Regions from separate parts of the Homo sapiens genome. Here region 2 is linked to region 1. The links are chromatin contacts, found by Hi-C or POLR2A ChIA-PET in ENCODE. All regions are on one chromosome and are shown on one strand. Each heading gives the region's core, a stretch centred on a gene start or an enhancer-like site at or near the end of the contact. The rest is flanking DNA. Distances are from core to core; before and after follow the strand shown. Region 1 overlaps FMNL2 (formin like 2). Region 2 overlaps FMNL2 (formin like 2).

Region 1 (4,812 bases), core at 790-3,289:
AAGAACTCAGTGTACTGCTAATATGTGCATAAATGAATGTATTTATATGGATCATACTTATTCTAGGCTTGTGCCACAGAATAGAATTTTGTTAGAATCCCAAGTCTGGAAGGCTGATGGTTGAGCCTGCCAACCATCTGCCAGCAGAAACCTATTCACACACAAGCTTTCTCATATAGCTTGGAACCGATTCAGTCCTAAAAGACACCTACCTTGAAAAAAGCCTACACTAAGCCTTGAGTGACCTATCACAAAGTTGGGAAATCGTTTCACGAATCAGGCCCTTTTTTTCACTTCTGTCTAGTCATTTCTTTGATTTAGATTTTAGGTGGCCTTGAATAACTAATAGTCATGAGTACAAGACCTTCCAGAGCTATGTTATATGAAATCCCCAACAGCAGCAATCACAACAACCCAAACACTCAGCTTCCTCCAAAAGCAACCAGCAAGAGGCCTGCAGAGAGAGGGAAGCCAGGCCTCAAGGCTGGAACTCTCAGGACTTTTGACCATCATCAGGAACATCACATCCAGGCAAATTCTGATTCATTCATTCCTTTGTGCCTTTCCTTTTTCTGAAGCCTCAACAGCTTTTTAGCTGTGAAGTTGGATGAGCTTAAAAGGAGGTTCGAAATATTGATCCTCTAGAATCTGCCTTCTCATCAACACTTTTCCACTGGGACTTTGACTCCCCAATCAGGCTTCACAGAAAACATAGCTGACCAAGCTCCCGGAGAAGAAAAGCTCTTTACTAACACTTGGTTCTTCTACGTTAAAATGCCATTGACCCCTCCCATCCTACTCAAGTTATAATTAACTAAGGGCCCCTTTGCCCTTCACGGTTATTGCCTTACAGAAAGATACATGAACCACATAGGCCCTTTATGTTTACAAAGATGCCAAATTCCTTCACTAATTAAGTTGAAGGGGGACTAATTCTGCCTCTTTCTGAAGTAGGAACCATTTGCCATGTTTTCAATAATGCACATGAATGGTGAGGTCTCTGAACATTCAGGTAAGTACATTTGTTTGTCTTCAGTTTTATTTTCCTTGATGATCTCCCAAATCTCAGTATTCTCAAGGTTTTAAAGAAAAAGGGTGGTGGTAGAGAGATTCCTGATATAAGACAGCAACAATATATGTTACACAAAAACATTATCGTCAGTAAAATCTGCCAGAAGATCGAAATGCAGAGCTGAAAGAACAATGTGACAATATTATATGTTGTGACAACATAGAAGTAATACGACTTAAACAAATAGAAGAAGGAAGAGTAAAACTGGAAATTTGACTGAGTTCATGGATTGGTGTACAGGAAATAGGTAAGGGTTCAAGAATATCCTTAAAAACTGACAACCCAGATAATATAAAGTTAAATAAGAAACCTGTGGCTGTGGGCATTTTTTTAAAAAAAATGGTAAAATACAAACATAACACTAGAACAGAAATTCAAACCCTAACTGCCAAAATTAGTATTTTTAATAAATTGAACAAAAACTCTACATCTCATGGAGAAAAAGCATAGACAATATAACAATACTTTTTCAAATTTTTGCACTTGGAGGCTATCTTGCAATTCTACCTATAGTATGCTACATGGTAAAAGGTGAATTTTAAGATAGCCTCCAAGATTCCTGCTTTCTGGGGCACATGTCATATATTATCATCTCCTCCTAACTGTAGATAGGTTATGAGTATGACATGACTTCACTCCCATGATTAGGTTACATTATATGGCAAAGGTGAAAGGGGATTATCCTGGGTGGGTCTGACCTTAAGAAGTATACCCTTTAAAGATAGTCTAGGGCTAGAGAAAATATTAGAAAAATCCAAAGCAGCAGAGCCACTACTAAGAGACAAACCAGGGAGAGGTCATGTGGGCAGCTTCTTGGAGATAAGGGCTTCAGTGCAACCACCGCAAGCAATGGAATTCTGCCAACAACCAGTTAGCTTGGAAAAGGACTCCCAAGCCTCAGATGATATCGAAACCCTGGCCAACACCTGAATTTCAGCCTGGTGAGTCTGAGCAGAAAAGCAGAAAACCCGACTAACCCATGTCCAAACTCCTGACCCACAGAAACTATGAGCTAATACATTTGTGTTGTTTTAAGCCACTAAGTTTGTGGCAATTTTTGTGCAACAACAAAAAATACCACCTTTCAAGTATAAAAAAAGGAAATAAGAAAATACAGTATGCATCTGCTGATGTGTGTAAAAAATATATATACAGGAAGGATAAACCAAGAAGTAATGAGATTATCTACAGAAAGAGGACAGGAATGAGTCAGAAAGAATGAGGAAGAAATGACACCTTCTGAGCATACTTTTCATGTATTTATAAGTCTTAGAACTGTGACAATATTTGACATCACCTAAAAATAAATAAAACCAACATGATTTTAATCAAAATGAAATAAGAGAACCTAATGTATTACAAATGAACAAAAGCACAAAGTAGGTAGAGAAGAACCTAAATAACTTTAGAAAACAGTACTCTATTCTAACACTAAAAACAAAAAAAAATGCACACAAATGTTACATTCTAGTTAGCAAATTTCTCGTGGGGTATGTGTTAGCATTCTGAAAACTACTATGTGTGTAGCTTAGAATTGCACAAATAAGTAAACACATTGTGGATAATGACAACCAGGTTTCTCACATTCAGATAAAAGAGTTACATATAAGGGGGAAAGTGAGAATGAACCCTAAGGTTTTTAATATATAGATACAAACGTGTGCATATGTATATGTATACACATATACTTCCTAGCTCTATCTGTTGAGAACGGCTAGAAGTACTGACATCTTAGGAACAATAAGCACATCTAGCACCAAATTTTGGTTTCTATATACCTTTCTCTAATAAGGCGAACTAGAGCTTCTTAGAAAAATGACTGATTCCAGGGCTGGAGCAGGAAAAGAAAAAAAAAAATCCAAGATAAGCTTGGAACATCTTATGGTACCAAAAGTAAGAAATTGGTCCAAAAATTGGAACATGTCAAAAGAACATTACAAGCCAAATTTAAGGACCTCACAATAGCCAAATCTGGAACAATTTGAGCAATATAATAAATAATCATAGGAAGAGATTGTAACCCATAACCAAATATCCATGAATCCATACAGATATAAATAACTGAATAAATAATAAGAGGAGAAGGAATAGCTCACCCTCACAGAATTCTAACTCATATGACGGGATGACAGAAATTTAAAAATCACTATTTGGCAAACACCACAGTGATAATTGATGCAGCCAGGAAATCAACAAACGCTAAAATTAATTAGCAAATGTAGGATGTGAAACAAGATATTTGCAGAGTTGCAAAGTATCTCCCCACAAGACACTAATTACAAAGAGAAAAATCATAGCTTTACTGTGGAGACATCTGGCAGGCCCCACCTTAACCAAGTGATCAAGTTAGCAAAGTAACGAGACATGCAGATACCATGGGCATGTGATGATAATGCACTAATATGTACACAAGATCACTTCCACGATATTCTTGCCAAAAATGCCCAGCCTGAATCAAAGTCTATGAAATAACTGGTCAGTAATCCCCAAAATTATCAAAATCATAAAGAACAAAGACAGACTGACTGTTCCAAATTAGAAGAAACTGGAGAGACATAACAACTAAATGCAATGTAGGAACCGGCCCTAGATCCCGGACCCAGAAAAGGGCATCAGCAGGACAATGATTAATAGTATTGTGTCCCTGTTAATTTCCTAGTTTTGATCATCACACTATGATTATGTGAGACATTATTTGGGGAAAGTAAGAAAGATTATATAGCAACTAGTACTCCTTGTACTAGTTTGCAACTTTTTTTAAGTCTGAAATTCTTTTAAAATTAATCTTGCCACCTATAAGGTATGGGCTGATAGAAGATACACAAGCTTAATGCTGGGGTAAACATGGGGAATTACTATTGCCAACCTAATAGTGAAATGACTAGGGTAAGAAAGAAGCTAAGAAATACTAACGTAGAATCAGAACAGCTATCCACGTCATTCTCTAGTTCTTAACACTAAACAAGGCATCCTAGTTGATTGGCATTTCGTATATGCTTCCTGGAGGCAGGCAGGCAGGTAGGGAAGTGTGTGTGTATGTGTATCCTGTCCTCTCAACTAGGAGGTGTAAAAGCTTTTAGGGCATGAAAAAAATCTTTTTTTTTTTTTTGGTGAGACGGAGTCTCACTCTGTCACCTAGGCTGGTGTGCAATGGCACGATCTCGGCTCATTGCAACCTCTGCCTCCCAGGGTTCAACGGATTTTCGTGCCTCAGCCTCCCAAGTAGCTGGGATTATAGTAATGTGCCACCACACCCAGCTAATTTTTATATTTTTATTACAGACGGTGTTTTGCCATGTTGGCCAGGCTGGTTTCGAACTCCTGACCTCAAGTGATCCGCCCATCTCAACCTCCCAAAGTGCTGGGATTACAGGCATGAGTCACCACACTTGGCCCAGCATGAACATCTTAATCTATCTTTACATTCTATCTGATAATATGATCTACGTAGAATAGGAACACAACAAAACTTACTGATAATATGTACTTAATACTTCAAAGAAAGTACCTGAAATAACAGAACTCCAAGAATTCTTGTAGCTCCTGAATTCCTTAGTGTTATTCCTGTTAGTATATTTCCAGTAAATTTTTTTCCTAAAAGACCATTGAACTGCCATTTACATATTCAGGCTTTGTAATATATAGAATAATAGGAGTAGTAAGCAAGCATCATAGACAAATCGGGTGTTCCAACGCTGCGTTTCCAGGTGTTATGTGTATTCCCCAACGCAAAGTTTTTC
Region 2 (4,812 bases), core at 692-3,191, 97 kb before region 1:
CTAAAATCTAAAGAAGCAAATAAATGGATAACTAATAGTAAAATTCCTTGCAAGATTGTTTGGGAATCAACCATACCATACAAAGAACTACTAAATGTACCATCTCTGCATAAAAATGAAGCCACATCACACAGAGACCAATAGTGTCTTCATATAGAAAGGAGCCCTCCACCATTTTCCAAGGTAGAAAAAAAAGACAGCCGGGCTCAGTGGCTCATGCCTGTAATTTCAGCACTGCGGGAGGCCGAGGTGGGCGGATCACTTGAGGTCAGGAGTTCAAGACCAGCCTGGCCAATATGGCAAAACCCCATCTCTACTAAAAAAAAAAAAATCACCCAGGCGTTGTGGCACATGCCTATAATCCCAGCCGTTCTGGAGGCAGAGGCGGGAGAATCGCTTAAACCTGAGAGGAGGAGGTTGCAGTGAGCCGAGATGGTGCCACTGCACTCCAGATTGGGCAGCAGAGTGAGACTTGGTCTAAAAAAAAAAAAAAAAAAAGACTTCCTTGCAATTCTTCTGTTTAATAAGGCCAGGTACAATCCCTGGTACTTATCAGGTTGGATGGAAACAGCCCCTAACTGTTCTCTGATTATCTCTGGGATGTACCCACTCTGTCACATTAGACTCATTATAAGGCTAGAAGATGTTCTTTTCCCAAAGCCAGGTGAATGTTAGATTTCAAGCAAGAATATGGGAAAGGGACAGAAAGAGATCTCCTCCGCATGGGAAAAAAAATATATAGAACACACATTCCTCAAAGTTCAGAAATTCATACTGAATGAATCCACCCAAGTAAACAAATTTGTCTGGGACGCCTGACACCATAATATCAAACAATCATGGGCCGGGCATGGTGGCTCATGCCTGTAATCTTAGCACTTTGGGAGGCCAAGGCAGGCAGATCACTTGAGGTCAGGAGTTCGAGACCAGCCTGGCCAACATGGCAAAACCCCGTCTCTACTAAAAATACAAAAATTAGCTGGGCGTGGTGGCGTGTCTGTAGTCCCAACTACTCAGGAGCCTGAGGCATGAGAACTGCCTGAACTCGGGAGGTGGAGGTTGCAGTGAGCCGAGATTGCGCCACTGCACTCCAGCCTAGGTGACAAGAGCAAGACTCTGCCTCAAAAGCAACAACAATCAAATCAATCAATCAATCATGAACAAATACACAAGGAACAAAAAGATCATTATCTTTTACCAATGTGCTAAACATGTTCTTGACACGTTCCACATAGAAAGCACCATTTACTAATTTTACATCTATTCCTGGAAAATAGTTGAAAATGAAATGAAAAATTCAGTGTTGTTCTTGGTGGTGAACCAGTAAATCTGGGATATCACATGTGTTGCTAGTACAGTTATTGGCAGGGAAGGAGCCCTTATTTTCCACTGCCAAAACCAAACTGCCAAAACAACACAGAGCCTAAAGCTCATGTTACCATGACTGGCCATTTCCACTCCCCTGTGACGCAGAGTTTGCGGGGAACATCTTGTCAGAGAGCTCAACTGCAAGATGAAGGGTGACTGACAGTGACTGTTGGACCATAAGTAGGAACCACTGGGCTATTTTCTTCTAGTGAGTGTGTTTCAGTCAATTGTGAATGAAAACCGAGTCTGACTATATATTCTTGGCAGACTGATACATAGAATTAAAGAGCTGGGCAGTAGCCACATATACCACTGTGTTGAAAGGAATAAAGAATGGCTGTTGAGCTGCAGTGGGCAGAACAGTTTGGGGTAGGACAGGGGAGCTGGGAAACTAAAAGCTTAAATCAAGACTCAAAAGCTCCATCTTTCAAAAGCTACACAAGCCAGGGATGCTTCTTCCACAGACAAGTCCTCAACAGTACCTCGTGCGGTGGTACTAACAGCATGGCCAGCACAGCCAGCTCACTCTCAGTCTAGGGAAACAGCGACGTCCTTAGACACATGGCAGATTTTTGAAATGAAACTTGAGCCAAGGGATTGACGCAGCCACCTTCCAAGTAGTCATAAAAGGGAACTTAGGCCGGAAGTCACAATACTGTCTGCAGTCATAGTGATCTCTTTTAGGATTGTTGCTCTCCTGCCAACTGGCCTCAAACATGTCAGTTTTTGTTCTTGTTTGAAAAATGAAAGCACCTATCATTTTATTATCTAGGTACCTTGTTTTCATATCTGCAGTCAAAGAAGCACTTAATCTTTCTTAGAGGGAACTATTTGAATAGGTACACACAATACATGTTACATACATAGGCATGTGTACACAAAGTTTTATATAGAATCATAAAATTGTAGACTTGGAAGATATATAAAAACCACTTGACTAACTTCTCACCTAAAGCAAAAACTTACATCACAATATACCAGACCCACCAGGAATCCTCTCATCCTCTTGACCACCTTCCCCTTTGTACTGTGCTGGTCTCTTCTGAGCATCCTTCTAGCCCATTCTAACCTTGTCTCTTCACTCTTTTCCTTCTGGACTGGGGTCCCTGTGGGGGAGTTTTCCTCCTTAGTTACTTAGTTACAATCCCCATTTGGCTCTCTCTCGCTCTCTCTCTCTCTCTCTCTCTCTCACACACACACACACACACACACACACACACACACACACACACTCTCTCTCTCTCTCTCTCTCTCCCTAGTCACCTCTGTTTAAACTTGTTCTCTCATTCATTACCTTCATTGCACAGCTAAGAATCTGACCTCGGGCATTACACCCCCACTAAAAAAATAAATTAAAAAAAAAGTTTTATTTTCTTTGCCTGAAAAAAGAAATCCCCAGATTGTATTTGTTGACTATAGTTGGGCTACTTTCCTCTTCATTAAGTGTATATTATTTGAACAGATTCTTATTCTCCTCGTGTCCATTCTCATATTCGGTGGATCACCCTATCTCTTATTGCCTTTTCTTTCATTTTTTGGCTTCATATTCATTGCCATGGCCACAAACTGGGTCCAAGGCTGAGTCATTTGACAACTGAACCACCTGTCTTCCAGACTCCAGCATCTCTCCCCTCTACTGTATTTTCTGCAGAGCTACACAATACTCCTAAAGTTTTATCCAAATTACATAAAAGGCTTTTTGCAGATTTCCACAGAATCAAATGCAATATATATATATAGCATTTTCTAAACTGTAAAGTATTATGTAACTGTGAATTTCTTCCCTTTCTCTTTTTTCCCTTCTATTTGTATCTATCTTCTAGTTGAGGTGTTTGTTTGTTTGTTTGTTTGTTTTAATCACAGGTTTCCAGTCTCTCCACCACTGTTTCCTCAGAACCTCATTCATGCCTGCCTCTTGCCATGTTTTGTTCTGTAACATGGACCCTGGTCAGATATTTTTCCTGGTTAAAGAACAAATATATTCTGACTTATGCTGCCTTTGAGACAGATTTCATGCCAATCTCTCTGCTCCCAGAATTCTCTCCATCAAATCAGGTCTCTTCCCTTCCTGATCACCCTGCTCAGGACCTACCCACTTCTCCCACTGGGCCCTGTACAAACAGTATGGTCTGTTCTGAATTTTACCAGTAATTTTAAACACCCCAATAATCTATCCAATCTCTAACCATTCCCATTAGGTTTGCTTTTCGGTGGAAAATTGAGGACAATATACGAACATGTGTGGAAAGTGCCTGGAATGTGAGACATGTTATGTAAGGCTGTATATGAACTCTGAGTTAAATGGATCTGTGTAAAAATCCCAGAGTTGCCATTTACTAGAGACGTCAGTAGGCCCATTTGCTCTGAGCTCTCCCTCTATGTTCCTACCTCAGATGGTGCATCTAAGAATTAACAAAATAATATATACTAGTCTGCCAGCACTAAGGAAACAATAAACAAACAAATTTTTTATTAAATAGAAAATTAACTAATAGTAGCCTTACTATTTCTGCATATGTATATGCCTTTTTATGTACATGACATAAATACACTAATGTTGACAATAAAGAAGAAAATGGAATTGATTCTGAACTCTGCTCATGCTTTCTTTCTGAAGAGAATTGCTGGTTTAAAAGAAACCAACAAACAAAGCCCTTATTGACGAGAGACCCCCACATCAATAAAAAATGTGCTTATGTTTTACAAGAGTTTAAATTTCAAATGAAATTTGAACTTGACTCACATAGAGAGTCAAGCTCAATACACACATTCATTGTCAATAACACCTAACATTTTGGTTTAAATTACAATTAGGTATAAAAATATAAATACATGCACAATTCTTAAAGTTTTAAATTACTGTCCTCCTAGTGTTGACCTTAGTGTATATTTGGTCCTCAACTAAATACCTATTAAAGTCAGTCCTACCTTTCTCAAGGCAATACAAACTTCTGTGGCACGGAAATCATGAGTTATCTTTTCTTTTTTTTTGAGACGAAGTCTCGCTCTGCCACCAGGCTGGAGTGCAGTGGCGCGATCTAGGCTCACTGCAACCTCTGCCTCCCGGGTTCAAGCGATTCTCCTGCCTCAGCCTCCTGAGTAGCTGGGACTACAGGCACGTGCCACCACACCCGGCTTATTTTTTGTATTTTTAGTAGAGAAGGGGTTTCACCACGTTGGCCAAGATGGTCTCTAACTCCAGACCTTGTGATCACCTGCCTCAGCCTCCCAAAGTTTTGGGATTACAGGCGTTAGCCACCGCACCTGGCTGCCTTATCTTTTCTTTAGAGACAGGTTCTCGCTGTGTCGCCCAGGCTGGAGTGCAGCGGTGTGATCACGGCTCACCGCAGTCTTGACCCCCTAGACCCAAGCAATCCTCTGGCTTCAGCCTCCTGAGTACCGGGGACCACAAGCGTGCACCAACATGCCTGGCTAATTTTTGTA

What was found. A loop is a pair of places that touch in the nucleus more often than their neighbours do. ChIA-PET counts read pairs that join two places held with the same protein, here RNA polymerase II (POLR2A). Pooled maps may share reads with other maps.
Region 2: a pooled map shows a loop between it and region 1 (2.4-fold over the local background). The contact joins two enhancer-like sites. A Hi-C loop is called at or near these places in 2 of 50 pooled maps. POLR2A ChIA-PET finds 5 or more read pairs at or near these places in 3 of 52 experiments (A673, MCF 10A and WTC11).

What each region holds. Positions count from the first base shown.
Region 1 is chr2:152,495,023-152,499,834 of GRCh38, reverse strand. All of the region lies in intron 1 of FMNL2 (formin like 2), which reads right to left. Among named protein-coding and RNA genes, the nearest start is that of FMNL2, 160 kb to the right of the region's middle. Within about 2 kb of position 2,039, at least 8 of the 41 ENCODE cell types and tissues checked have a DNase peak (open chromatin) inside an H3K27ac peak, as active enhancers do.
Region 2 is chr2:152,591,649-152,596,460 of GRCh38, reverse strand. All of the region lies in intron 9 of FMNL2 (formin like 2), which reads right to left. Among named protein-coding and RNA genes, the nearest start is that of PRPF40A, 120 kb to the left of the region's middle. Within about 2 kb of position 1,941, at least 8 of the 41 ENCODE cell types and tissues checked have a DNase peak (open chromatin) inside an H3K27ac peak, as active enhancers do.